Linked DNA regions of Mus musculus: region 2 is linked to region 1. The links are chromatin contacts, found by Hi-C or POLR2A ChIA-PET in ENCODE. All regions are on one chromosome and are shown on one strand. The core of a region is the stretch at or near the end of the contact, and the rest is flanking DNA. Distances in the headings are between cores, read along the strand shown. Region 1 holds the start of AA543186 (expressed sequence AA543186). Region 2 holds the start of Uap1l1 (UDP-N-acteylglucosamine pyrophosphorylase 1-like 1).

Region 1 (6,944 bases), core at 2,121-4,620:
TGCCTGTCTACTTTCTTGTACTTTCTAGTGAGCATCTAGCAACTTAGAAACAAGCTTTTTGAAGAAGAAAAAGTACAACACTCCCTGATTAGAATGAAGGCACTCCTAAATTCACCAGGGCTGACATCCCATGTTTGGATCCCAGGCCAACTTTCATCCATTGTTGACCTGGAACCAGTACTGAGGAGACATTTTTCTAGAGTGGCAATCTGCAGAGGTTTCCTGTTTGTATGATACCCTATAGTCTTCAGGGATATGAAAACTCTACCTCTGCCCAAGACTACCCATAGAAGAAGTTGAAGACTTGCAACATCTGCTAGGTGTAGCCTTGGCTATGTGAAAAAAAAAAAAAACCACAAACACAAAAACAAACAAACAAACAAACAAACAAAACCCAAATAGCCAAAGGCTTTAGAGATGTAGAACTCAACTGCAGTGGACAACTACCCCAACTCTCAAGAAATCCGAGTCTGGCCCTATCACAAGTCAGCTCTCAGCAACTGGCTCTTTTATTGCCAGACCCCTGAATTTATTGCCTCTGACCTACCTCTGGGCTCCACTCCATCTGCCCCATTTCCACAACCCTAAGCTTCTCAGACTGAGTACTCCAGGATGAGGCCTGCCTGTCCCAACCCCTTCTAGACAAACTACACTACCTCTCTACCCAGGATTCCCCAGAAATGCCTCCTCTATCAGGTGATTCTAATACCACCCACCCATAATGGCCCCACGCTGCCTGTTAGGTACAACACAGCATCAGATGGAGCTGCTCAGTGTTCCTTGACTCTTACTCATTTCTCAAAGGCGCCTCTGTATGGGGACCCTCACTCTTTTCCACACCGTAACTTCCCTGGGCGGCATCTTGCTCCACTGTGCAGTACCTCTGCCTGGGCAGTCTCCTCTCCCTCCTCAGCTCTTCCTGAGCACACTGTCCCTCAGGCACCACAAGAACCACAATTGGACAGATCCCAGTTTCGACACCCCAGCCTAGCTCCAGCAGGTCACTTTACAAAGGTCTATCTCCTTCAACCTTGCCCTGCCCACCCAGACAGAGACAGAGGCTTCTTAAATGGAGGCAGGGGTGGTTCCGCCTCTCAACACTGATCTGTACTCTGACACATGCCAACCAACTAACTGTCTCATCTATTTACGGCTGGCCTCTCACCTGCCCTTCCTATCGGCTTCTGTGGTTCCTCCAAAGAGGAAAGTCTCTTTCCTCATCAGTGGGCAGCCAACACATGCCTGACACAGGAGCTTAATCATGTCATGGTGGCGTTCAAAGGGAATGAAGCAAATGTCTGCCTCTTTCTTGCCCAACTTCATACAGTCAGCCTCACCTGAGCCAGTGTGAGGCTGGCTGTGACAGGGAAGAGAGGGTAGCATTTACCAACCTAGAGTGCTCCAAAACAGACCCCAGTGACAACCCACAGAGCCCTTACTGGAAATACCTGAGAGAGTATGTCTGCAAACCCTTCTTGTTCAGCACTTTCCTTCTGAGGCGCTGGTAAGACAGGCAGGACTTCTTGCTTCATCTTCTCTACTTCTGCAGGTCTGCCACTCAGAGCTGTGGAAGCAAACCTTTTCACCTTAAGGCCCATTACAGGCTCCAGAACAGATGTCTAAACAGGTGCTATTTGTTTCAGGTAGTGAAACCTCCAAGAAGCACTGAACTCAAGAAGGCCCAGAGGAATCAAATCTGCTGTTAGTGTCATTGTATCTTGGAGAGAGTTTGTCTGTGGAGCCCTGGCTTTGTAAACCAGGCTGACCTCAAACTCAGAGTCACCTGCTTCTCCCTCCCAAGTGCTGGGATTAAAAGCGCCACCACCTCCCAGCTTGAGCAGGGTTTTATGTAGCCCAAGCTAGCCTCAACTCCTGATCCTCCTACCTCTATTTCCCAAGTGTGAAGACCACAGTCTTTTCCAGGCTGAATTCTTTTTCAAGCATTTGGCAGAGTGTGTCCTTAAACACAACATACAACAACCCCCTCAGCCCCGCAACATATCAATTTAATAGTGCCCAAACAGGCAGCTTGACTTGAGCAATCTGAAGCAATGTTTGGGTTTCCAACCTTAAAGCAGCCCAGAAGGAATCCTAGGATCCTCTCAGGATATCCACTGGTCCCAGGCAAACACACTGTACCACGTGGTAGGGACATGTGATTAGTGCTGATCTGCTGCTATAGACTGATGGGGAGGGGAGGGACAGCACTGTTGGCCCAAAGACCTACAGGGTCACCTGTACACCAGTTGGTCATACTGGGCTCCACATTTTCCCCTCTGCTGTATTTATTGCCAATCTGTCACCACATGCCTTGTGGTACTGTTTTATCTGGATTGCAATACTGTATCTGACCTCAGCCTGCATCTCCTCTGCTCGAGCACCACTGGTATTTCATACCTTTCCACTGGTCAGCCGTATGAAGAGAGTACAGGAATCCACAGAGAATCAGAAAGCCCAAGACGAAGAGAATCACATTCCGCTGTAGCCTCGAAAGCTGCTTCCATTTCTAAGAAAGAGCCGGGAAAATGACACTTGTCACAGATTCGGTTAAAAGAGCAATTCAGAGAGACCCTTATGTAAGGCTTGTCCTTACTTGAGGGCAGGTAAGTTCCCTCTCAGCAAAGTTTACATTGACAGAACAGTGCTAGAGGTGACAGAGCACACCATCCCATACATGGCACAAGATCTGTACACCATGTGTCCAGCTGCACGTGCACTGGAGAAAAACTCCTGAAATCCCCATGACTTGGCTCAGGCATCGTCGGACCATACGGGCTGTGCTCATTGCCCCCTCAGCTCAGGATCCCCAGGGCACCTGACATTAGGCAGGGGAAGCAACCACACCGAAACCCAAGCTGCGAGAACCAGACGCAGCACAGAAACTTCTGGACGCTGGAAGAGACACGAACGCTCCAGCTAGGTACTTCCCTCGGTAAGGCTTCCCCAGCCCGGACCCCGCCTCACCCTCCAGCATGAGCGCCGCCGCCGGCTCTTGCTGTTGTCGTAGCTCTCGCCCAGGCTCAGCGTCACCGAGATGAAGTCCCGGTGAGGCGCCGGCGGCGGCGCCGGCGGTGGGTACATAACTGCGAAGCCGGCCCAAAAGACCTCGCTTGCTGGAGGCGTCAGGAAGCCCAAGACTGAGAAAGACCGCGGGCTGCCATAACGAAGGCATCCACACCCCGCCCATCGCCCTAAACACCAGTGCGCACGCGCCGCGTCTTATCGGTCGTTGCGCAAGCTCAGAACCCTAGTCTAAGCACCGCGCCTGCGTACACCCTTGTGCTGGTATTTCCTGGCGGGTCACTGGCGTCACGATACCCGCCCCTGTGCCGTTGACGTTATTTCATCGCGTCCTTACGTCGCTGAATCGCGCGCATCCGCTCCATTGCAGGCGTCCTGCAGACTCCCTGTTGGGGGCGGACTGACTACGGTTTGGAGAAGTGTTCTTTGTTGCAGTTACGTCTGGCTTGAGTTGTGGACTATCACCCTTGCCGGAGTCCTGCGCTCGATCTCGGGGAGCGGGCATCACCCTGGCGCGCCTGGAGGTGAAACGCAAAACTCCTGACCGGAGGAAGGGACGGCCCTGCTGAGGCTGAGTCCTGGGGTGGCTCTGCGCCCTGAGGCCGCGGCCTGGCCTTTCTAGTCGCTCCGGCCTGGGAGCGACCCTTTCTGCGACCATTCCGCTCCTAGCCCTACCTACGTACTCGGCAACGGGTTTAAAACGACCTCACTTTTCCGTGCGCGTGGTTCCCTCGAGGAAAACATGCAAAACGACAAAACTGCCCACTGTCCGGTGGGTGAAACTGCTGCTTCCCAACTTACTTGTGGTATTTCTGAGCATTTGGAGAGTTCCCTACGTTGCGATCATTTAGTTTGAATCTCCTACAGAAGACCTACCTGATCCCGCGCCCCTTCCCTACATTTTTTTTTTTTTTTTTTTGTGGGGTTGGGGGAGGTTCGAGACAGGGTTTCTCTGTATAGCCCTGGCTGTCCTGGAACTCACTCTGTAGACCAGGCTGGCCTCAAACTCAGAAATCCGCCTGCCTCTGCCTCCCGAGTGCTGGGGTTAAAGGCGTTCGCCACCACACCCGGCCCCTTCCCTACTTTTAAGTCCTCACAGATCGCTATTACAATAGTGCTCTCAAATGTAGGTTTTCGGAACCATGGCAGATGGTGCAATGACTTTGAGGTCTGCATATCTTCCAAAATGAAGGCGGAGTTCTTGTTGGCTATTCACGCCAACTCAAGCCAGGTCTACACATTCCCACGTTCTGCTACTGCTTATGACCATGAGGTGGCAGTTGGCATACCAAAGGGCTAGTTAGAGCTCTACGTTAAAAAAAAAAATAAACCTTTGAGGGAAGAAATAGGAAGAGTTTGTTAGACCAAAACAAAATCTGGAGCTGAAAATCTTCCAATTCAAGCCAGGCAAGAATGATAAGCCACTGTGGGACAAATCCTTGTCCAAGTTCAGAATCTAGCGACATTGAAGGTCTTGAAGGGGTTGAAAGAGGAAAACCAAGTCAGCCACAGAGAGCAATGATGAAGTAACCTTGCCCTTCTCATAATTAAAGCAAAGCAACACCTGTCTGTGCCCATATACAGACTCTTAACACTGCAGAGGTAAGGAAGTTACATAGTTCCAAGCCAGCCTGGGCCCCAGAGTGAGTGAAGTCTTGTCTAACAGTACTCAAACAATGGGAAGCTATACCTTTAAGCACACAGAAATTCATTATAGGCCATATATAAGACCTAAAAGAAGTCGAAATAAATTTGGAAAGATTTTGGTCACATAACATATTTTTAGCCATATTTGGACTAGAAAAGTGAGAAATCAATAAATATTTGAAAAGCGTAAACACCACTCTAAATAAGAGGGTTTTGGGTTTTTTTTAAATCACAAACTAAATTAGAAAATAATGTTGAATCAAATGAAAAGGGGGGCTGGAAAGGTGGCTCATTGGTTTGAAGGAGTGTACTATTGTAGAGGACAAGGGTTCCCACATCAGGCACCTTACAACCACCTGTAACTCTAGACCAAGGGTGCCTCTGTGAGCATCTTTATGCAAATGTACATACACACATAAAATTAAAAGTAATATATTTTTGAAAAATTTGAAACTTTGGTTATAAACTTTTACAATAAAAGTGATGGAGGGGGGCTGGTGAGATGGCTCAGTGGGTAAGAGCACCCGACTGCTCTTCCGAAGGTCCGGAGTTCAAATCCCAGCAACCACATGGTGGCTCACAACCATCCGTAACAAGATCTGACTCCCTCTTCTGGAGTGTCTGAAGACAGCTACAGTGTACTTACATATAATAAATAAATAAATCTTAAAAAAAAAAAAAAAAAGTGATGGAGGGGGCTGGAGAGATGGCTCAGTGGTTAAGAGCACTCACTGCTCTTCCAGAGATGCTGAGTTCAATTCCCAGCAACCACATGGTGGCTCACAACCATCTGTAATGGGATCTGATGCTCTCTTCTAGTGTGTCTGAAGGCAGCTACAGTATACTCATATACATAAAATAAATAAACAATTATTTAAAAAAAAAGTGATGGAAAGCCTTAACTGTTTCCACATTAGCAGACTGGAGGAAGAGCTAGCTGTAGCCCCACCTGTGCTTTCAATACTCAGGGGGCTGACACTGGAGGATTTCAAGTTCAAAGTTAGAACTGAATGAGACCCTGTTGGGGAGGATGGAGAAGAAAGGAGGAAAAGAGGGAGAAAGGGGGAGGGAAGAGAGAAATAGATTGTAAGAGACATAAGTCTTTTATATGTCAGATCTTATATGTGGCCTATGATGAACACTTGTGCATTTGAAGGTATAGCTTCCTGTTGTTTGGGTACTGTGTGATAGTTTCAGTTAGGCCAAATGGTTGCCAGCACTGAACAGCAAGATAGAAGACAGTGTACTCATAAATCAAGAGGCTTAGGTAAAATAGAAAAACTCTTAAGTTACAAGGTGGTAAAACCAACTCAAGAAGTGGGAAATGGAGAAATACCTATAAAGAAATTTACTTTAAATCTGTGGCACACCCTACAATCCCAACACACTGGAGGTTAAGGCAGAGGGATTTCACGGTCAGAATTGGTGGTTGAGTTGGGAGAATTTTTGTGAGCTTGAGGATAATCTAAGCTACACAGTGAGTTTAAGGCCAGTTTGAAATGTGTAGTAAAGCACCGTCTCAAACAAAACCACCCACCCACCAACAAAAGGGTCCGAACCGGCCGGGCGTGGTGGCGCACGCCTCTAATCCCAGCACTTGGGAGGCAGAGGCAGGCGGATTTCTGAGTTCGAGGCCAGCCTGGTCTACACAGTGGGTTCCAGGACAGCCAGGGCTACTCAGAGAAACCCTCTCTCGAGAAAACCAAAAAAAAAAAAAAACAAAAACCAAAAAAAAAAAAAAAAAAAAAAGGTCTGAACCGTATATGTCTCCCTTCTCATAAGGCCACACCAGCATTCTTCCAGCTACTTGAGCCTATGAACTTTGGAGTTATTCTTGGGCCCTCATCTTTCTTTTAGGACAGGGCTCCTCTGTCCCTGGCTGTCCTGGAACTACAGAGCAGGCCAGCCTCAAACTCAGGGAAATCTACCTGCCTTTGCCTCTTGAGTGCTGGGATTAAAAAAGTGTGGAGTTTTATCTAAACAACAAAAGTAATTATATTGAGTCATGGTCCTTAACACTTATTTAGACTGGATTTAACATTAGAGAATTCATCTTGTGTAAAACCCTAGGACTATAAAGAACAGGTGAGGTCTTTAAACCTCAATCCTTAGTCAGGATAAATGAATTCATATTTGTAGGAACTACATGTAATTACTCTGAATGGGTAAGATATGTATTCTCTTTATAAATGTAAAAAGTAGAGTAAAACCTTTGCTCAGACCTCAATCTCTCTCTCTTTCTCTCTGTCTGCCTGTCTGTCTGTCTGTCTGTCTGT
Region 2 (6,944 bases), core at 1,171-3,670, 33 kb before region 1:
CTTTTTAGTTTGGATCTTTTTTTTTTTTTAAAGATTTATTTATTTATTTAAAGTACACTGTAGCTGTCCTCAGACACTCCAGAAGAGGGAGTCTGATCTCCTTAAAGATGGTTGTGAGCTTCTTCTTCTTTTTTTAAGATTTATTTATTTAAAGTACACTGTAGCTGTCCTCAGACACTCCAGACAGAAGAGGGAGTCAGATCTCATTACGGATGGTTGTGAGCCACCATGTGGTTGCTGGGATTTGAACTCCTGACCTTCGGAAGAGCAGTCGGGTGCTCTTACCCGACTGAGCCATCTCACCAGCCCTTTAGTTTGGATCTTAAAGCACCATTTAAACTTTGTTTTCCCTTCAGATTTATGCACCTGTTTTCCATGTATGAGTATCTACACATCACACTCATCCCTGGGGAGATTGAGAAGAGCGTGTCAGACTCTCCTGGAGCTGGAGCTATGGATGGTTGAGAGCCATCACGTGGCTGCAGAGCGCAAGAGTTCCTATGATGATCGCACCCTAACTCTCCAGCCTCACCCTTGAACTTTTTTTCCTGTTTTCCTGTTTGTTGGTGGTGATGATTTGAGACAGGGTTTCTCTGTGGAGCCCTGGCTGTCCTGCAACTCAAAGATCCACTTGCCTATGCCTCCCTAGTGCCGGGATTAAAGACCTTTGCCACCATACACTTTACCTTCAAACTTTTAGAAATGGCTTTTGTAAATTTTTTTTTTTTTTTTTTTGGTTTTTCGAGACAGGGTTTCTCTGTCTAGCTCTGGCTGTCCTGGAACTCACTTTGTAGACCAGGCTGGCCTCGAACTCAGAAATCCTCCTGCCTCTGCCTCCCGAGTGCTGGGATTAAAGGCGTGCGCCACCACGCCCGGCGTAAATTTTTTTAAGACTTACTTATTTTATGTGTAAATACACTTCAGACACACCAGAAGAGGACATTGAATCCCATTACAGATGGTTGTGAGGAAGGGTAGGCAGTGCTCTTAACCACTAAACCGTCTTTCTAGCCCTGCTTTTATACTTTTTACAAGAGGTTTTATCTATACCAGGTGATGATGGTGCTCACCTTTAATCCCAACACTAGGAGGCAGAGGCAGGCAGATCTCTGAGTTTGAGGCCCATCTGGTCTACAGAATGAGTTTCAGGACAGCCAGGACTACACAGAGAAATCTCATCTCAAAAATAAAAAACAACACACACAAAACAACAACAACAAAAAGAAACAAGAGGTTTTATGAAAAAGCAAACTAAAGCAGTAAGGGGATGCAGAGCCAGTCTGGAACAACTGAGTTCCTAAAGGTAGGCAGGTGAGGGGAGGTGGGTGCAGGTTGAAGCTAGCCTGGGTCTGCCTGCTGCCCCCAGGCTAGCAGTGGGGGTTCTAGGTGAATGCTTACAGGGTCAAGCCGACTCCTCTCAGGCTCAGCTTCTAAGGAGAGAGGCTCCCAGGCCGCTGTCTTGCTTCTGGGTTGCTCAGAGGATTAGTCAGAAGAAAGAGAGACACTGACACATGACAGTCATCAGCCTATCGGGGATTGGAGGCTAGCTGCTTCCCAGAAGCACTTTTTCCAGAAGTAACTTTTCCCAGTTTCACAAAAGGCACTTTTAGCAAGTCAATTTCCACACACCAAAACCTTTTTTATCTGATCTAGGGGTTGTCTGAAGGAACCATCATCTAAGCAATTCTCAGCCATTCGAGACTTCCTGGTTTGTCAGGTATGTCTTGGGACTAAGTTACGCTAAGGCTACTTCAAAGCGTAAGTGCCATTACTCCGGAATTCATGCCACAAACAATGGCTCTGCAACAAGTCTGCTGCAGACAACCCTTCTGGCTGTGGACAGGGAGGAGGCTGGGTTATGTCTGGTCAGCCCAGTGCAGATACCTCAGACTTCTTTCTTCCCCGGGGCAAGGACAGAACAGTTTTTTTTTTTTTTTTTTTTTTTAAAGATTTATTTATTTATTTATATGTAAGTACACTGTAGCTGTCTTCAGACACTCCAGAAGAGGGAATCAGATCTCGTTACGGATGGTTGTGAGCCACCATGTGGTTGCTGGGATTTGAACTCTGGACCTTCGGAAGAGCAGTCAGGTGCTCTTACCCACTGAGCCATCTCACCAGCCCAGACAGAACAGTTTTATTCACGTGGTGGGAATTACTTAGGAGAGAAATGACTAGACCTTGGGGTACTAGGAAGGCCTGCTCTGGACCGTACACCTTGAATGCTGGGAGGCCAGATCCTAGGATTCAAGTCCGGAAACGCGCAGGGGAAACTGTATTAAAAGGGTTAAAGATGGGAGAAGCCAAAGAAGACAGAACAGCAGCCCAAGAGGAAAAAGGGGCGGGGTCCTGGGTGGAGGTGCCGCACCCTGGGCCCGCCCCCCTGGGATCTCAGCCCCCGGCCTGGTCTCGTGACATTGGTCAGAAAGTCACGAGTACAGGCTGAGGCGGCCGCTGCAGTTGCAGTATGGACTCGGAGAGGGATGTACGCGCACAGCTGCAGCGTGCGGGCCAGGACCATCTCCTGCGCTTCTATGCCGACCTGGCTCCGGAAGCCCGAGCCGCACTGCTAGCGGAGCTCGCCTCATTGGAGGCCGACGCGCTGCGTGAGCACTGCCAGCGCGCCGCAGCTGCGGGCGCGCTAGCTCCGGGTCCTCTGCCGGACCTGGCTGCGCGCCTGCAGCCCCTGCCCCCAGAACGCGTGGGCAGCGCGATCCGCTGTGACCAAGAGACACGCCTGCGGTGGGAAGAGGAAGGTAGGCAGCGCCGTGCCAGGCTGGGGTTGGGCAGGTCCGGCCCGTTGAGGCCGGAAGAGTTAGAGCCTATGGGCGGTGGGGGTAGTGGGGGCGGAGTGGAGGACACGGACTCGGGAAGTGCAGCGGAGAGTTATTTGCCTTGCAACTTCTTCCTCCTGTGCCTAGTAACCCCCGAAGTCGTGCTCACTTGTGGTTCTCCAAAGTGAAAGAGGCCTTATCTCACGATGCACCTCTCCTCCAGGTTTCCGACAGATTTCTCTGAACAAGGTAGCTGTCCTGCTGCTGGCGGGTGGGCAGGGCACTCGCCTGGGCGTCACATACCCAAAGGGCATGTATCAAGTTGGGCTGCCCAGCCAGAAGACCCTGTATCAACTGCAAGCAGAGCGGATCCGGCGTGTCCAACAGTTGGCTGACCAGCGACAGGGGACCCACTGCACTGTGCCCTGGTGTGTCCTCCATGCCAGCCTCCCAAAAAGACCACCCCTAAATTGACCCAGGCCTACCCCACACCAAGACCTTAGACCCAATCTTAGCACGGCCCTAGACAGAGCCCAGTACTTGCCATTACTGAACCCCTTCTAGACTTGCCAGATTGAGCTGGACTCCCCTGGAAGCAGCTCACTGCTAGGACATTTACAGGTACATCATGACCAGTGAGTTTACCCTGGGACCCACAATCAAGTTCTTCAAGGAGCATGACTTCTTCCACCTGGACCCCACTAACGTAGTGCTGTTCGAGCAGCGCATGCTACCTGCTGTGACCTTTGAGGGCAAGGCCATCCTGGAACGGAAAGACAAAGTTGCCATGGCCCCAGGTATGGCCCACACCTTGGATAGGAACAGGTTGCCCCACCTGGGCCACAGAGTACAGCTGTGGATCAGGAGGCCTGACTCCCAGGTAAGATGTACTCAGGCAGGCTATGTGGCCCTGGGCATGTGGCTCTGGCCAGTCTGGAGTCACAGGCTCTTGGTTTGTGCACCTGCAGCACTTACTAAACTGAGCAGGAGATCAGGCCACAGTCCATGGGTATCCTACTCCTTTCTCCTTTATAGATGGCAACGGGGGTTTGTACTGTGCACTGGCTGACCACCAGATCCTGGAGGACATGAAGCAGCGGGGTGTGGAGTTTGTGCATGTGTACTGCGTAGACAACATCTTGGTGCGGCTGGCTGACCCAGTCTTCATTGGCTTCTGTGTGCTTCAGGGAGCAGACTGTGGTGCTAAGGTGAGTCCCAGGCTTTCATTTTCCTTGGCACTTGGCTCTGCTCTTGCTAAATCCCGTCCCTCCTACTTCCGGCCCTCTAAGTCTATGCCCGGTGGCTGCAGGTGGTGGAGAAAGCATACCCTGAGGAGCCAGTGGGTGTGGTGTGCCAGGTGGATGGTGTCCCCCAGGTGGTGGAATACAGCGAGATCAGCCCTGAGATTGCTGGGCAGCTCGGGGCTGATGGAGGCTTGCTCTACAACGCAGGCAACATCTGCAACCATTTCTTCACCAGAGGCTTCCTGGATGTGGTTACCAGGTATGTGACAACAGGTGGCTGTGATATCCCAGACTAAGCTGAATCCAAGAATGCCACAGTAGCTGGAGCTGCCCTAGCCTGAGCCAGGCCACTGCTGGGAGTGGCAAGGGCTTGGGTGGAGAGAATTCCTGTGTTACTGTAAACAAGCCAGCTGCAATGAGTCATGCTCCGTGAGGCCGCGGTCACAGGTCTCGTTTGTGGGTCGGCCCCACCTCTGCCCTGTCATTAGCTGGGAGGAGGGGTACGGGGGTGGGGGTATTGTGTCTGGTGGGTCCCCAGGATGCACAGAGAAAGCCTGTGTCCTTCCCAGAGATACAGCCAGGTCCTTGTGCTCCTGCACCTGGCTAGGTATACAGAAGTGCGGACAGGTGTTCCCGGGTACCCTGTCTGAGCCACACGCCCTTTGTCCTCTTGCTGCCAGGGAGTTTGAGCCCTTGCTGAGGCTGCATGTGGCCATGAAGAAGGTCCCATACGTGGATGAGGAGGGAAATCTGGTAAAGCCGCTAAGACCGAATGGGATAAAGATGGAGAAGTTTGTGTTTGATGTGTTCCAGTTTGCTAAGTTAGTGGTGGAAGTCACTTATTTTCTCTTCTTCCCCCCCCCCCTCTCTCTGTTCTGGGATGAGCGTAGAGGTCCAGCAGGACAGCAGGGAAGTGACAGCTTGTGAGGAGCAGGTGGGCTGGGGAAAGCTCAGGTCAGGTTTTGGAGTTGCTGGGTGGGTCTGTCCTCTTCCTCTGGACATGTGGTAAGCGAGAGTTGGAGGAGGTTTCCTAGGACCTCAGAGGGAAAGTAAAGGTGCTTTCTGTGCCTTCAGGGACCTAGATCACCAGGTCACTGAACTCGGGAACAAACTCCCAGTTAGGGAAGTGTGGTCTCCCCGCGGCTGTCTGAGCAGGGCAGATGGCTGGCATGTATGTGTGTGTGTGGGGGGGATCATGAGCCCTTCTTCCCACCAGGAACTTTGTTGCCTTTGAAGTGTGTCGGGAAGAGGAGTTCTCCCCTCTGAAGAATGATGACACAGCCGACAGGGACAACCCCTCCACCTGCAGGAGAGCCTTGCTGGCTCAGCACTACCGCTGGGCTCTGCAGGCCGGAGCCCGCTTCCTGGATGTACACGGGGTCCAGCTTACGGAGCAGTCTGGGTGAGGGGCTCAGGTTAGCCTGGGCGGCAGTATTCTCATCCCAGGGCCCTATTGACACTGTCACTGTCCCAGCTGGTTTCTGACCCAGTGCCACCCCAAATGCAGACAGCTGTGTCCCCAGCCAGTGATCGTTGGCTCAGCTTCTTAGACTTGGGCTCTGCTCAGGGAACCAGGAGGGCAGGGTCTCAAATGACCCCCAAACACACTCTCATAAGCTTTGAAGATGAGACCTAGGCCTAACCCTCAAGAGACCTGGGTACATCTCTTTAAGACAGGACCTTTGGTGTCTGTCTTGTCTTCCTGAGGTCTGTGCAGGGTCCCTGTGTAGTGATTTATTTAGCTAGGCCAGATCCTGGCAGATGGCCTCATGGACTTAGGCTGTATAGAGGGAAGACTTTGTGGTGGAGGTGTGACTGGTGCCTGGCATTCCTTCATGTTAGGCAGACACCAGTTCATGTCCTGTGGGAGCTGGGAGGGTCCCTGCATTCACTTGAGAGGTAGGTGCTGACCATTGCTCTCCCCTAGCATGCTCCCAAATGGAGACCCTCCAGCCATCTGTGAGATCTCGCCCTTGGTGTCTTACTCTGGAGAGGTGAGCGTGTAGTTCCTGTCCAGGATTTCATGACGTCTGGTTTGTGTGTGTACTGGGGTAGCAGGTTACAGGCCTGCTTCAGTTGGCCAGTGAAGTGTGAACTTTGCGGATGTCGTGAACTGAGAGGTCTGGAGGCCTTTGCCAGTCTTAGAGGGTGTGGGGTACAGGAAAGAATCAAGGCTGAGACCAAGACTTTAGGGAGTCTTCCTGAGGGAGACACTAGCCCTGTGCTGTCCTTTCCTGACAGGGCAACACTGGAATGCTGTTTCAGGGTGGCTAGAGGGGGTATGGGCAAAGTGGACACTTAACCACTGTCACCCCTTGTTTATAGGGGTTGGAAATGTACCTGCAAGGCCGACAACTCCAGTCTCCATTCATTCTGGATGAGGACCAAGCCAGGCTGCTGCGGCCACAGGACTGCTAACCTGCCAGCTCCCAGGGTTTTTGGCCATGGGGTTCTATAGGGTGGCGATGCGGTTCTGGACAAGGGTTTGAGTGGCCATGCTAGCCTTCAGGACACTGAAGCAAGTGTGCTAGTTGCTCTGAAAGATTGGGACCTCTTGGATCCCCCCCCCCATGGACTCTGATTGTCTGTCTATTTTTTTGTTTTGTTTTTGCCTTCTTGCTGGCTCTGGGGCTGAGCTGAGAACGTTGGAAAATGGGGCTAAAAGAGACTTCTGGGTAGAGGGAGGGAGGTGATGTCTAAGAAGGCAGCACAGGAGATGCCCTTTAGCATCTGTCCTCCCAGCACACAGGCCAGCCACATGTTCAACTGACCGTGAGCTGTGCCTTATGGAGATGTAGTTAAAAGACCTACCCCTAGGTAGCAGAACCATAACTGAAGTAAGGCTGAGCATGCCACCCCACGTGCCAGACAGGACCAGTAGTTGAAGTCTGATGCCAATGATTAAGAATCGGTTGGAGAACTCCGA

The links. A loop is a pair of places that touch in the nucleus more often than their neighbours do. ChIA-PET counts read pairs that join two places held with the same protein, here RNA polymerase II (POLR2A).
Region 2: a loop to region 1 is called in a map of v-Abl transformed pro-B cells, with 2.0 times the contacts of the local background. The contact joins the promoter of Uap1l1 here to the promoter of AA543186 in region 1. A Hi-C loop is called at or near these places in 2 of 37 maps with a recorded cell type or tissue (T-helper 2 cell and v-Abl transformed pro-B cells). POLR2A ChIA-PET finds 5 or more read pairs at or near these places in 4 of 5 experiments (Patski and embryonic stem cell).

The regions. Positions count from the first base shown.
Region 1 is chr2:25,328,997-25,335,940 of GRCm38, reverse strand. It overlaps AA543186 (expressed sequence AA543186), which reads left to right and starts at 3,370. Exons shown (of 2, transcript NR_027448.1): 1 at 3,370-3,793. It overlaps Man1b1 (mannosidase, alpha, class 1B, member 1), which reads right to left and starts at 3,198. Exons shown (of 13, transcript NM_001029983.2): 1 at 2,965-3,198; 2 at 2,398-2,506; 3 at 1,449-1,564. The coding sequence starts at 3,081.
Region 2 is chr2:25,361,139-25,368,082 of GRCm38, reverse strand. It overlaps Uap1l1 (UDP-N-acteylglucosamine pyrophosphorylase 1-like 1), which reads left to right and starts at 2,420. Exons shown (of 9, transcript NM_001033293.3): 1 at 2,420-2,756; 2 at 2,998-3,202; 3 at 3,396-3,571; 4 at 3,810-3,982; 5 at 4,084-4,277; 6 at 4,699-4,839; 7 at 5,235-5,420; 8 at 5,946-6,012; 9 at 6,344-6,593. The coding sequence starts at 2,468. The coding sequence ends at 6,436.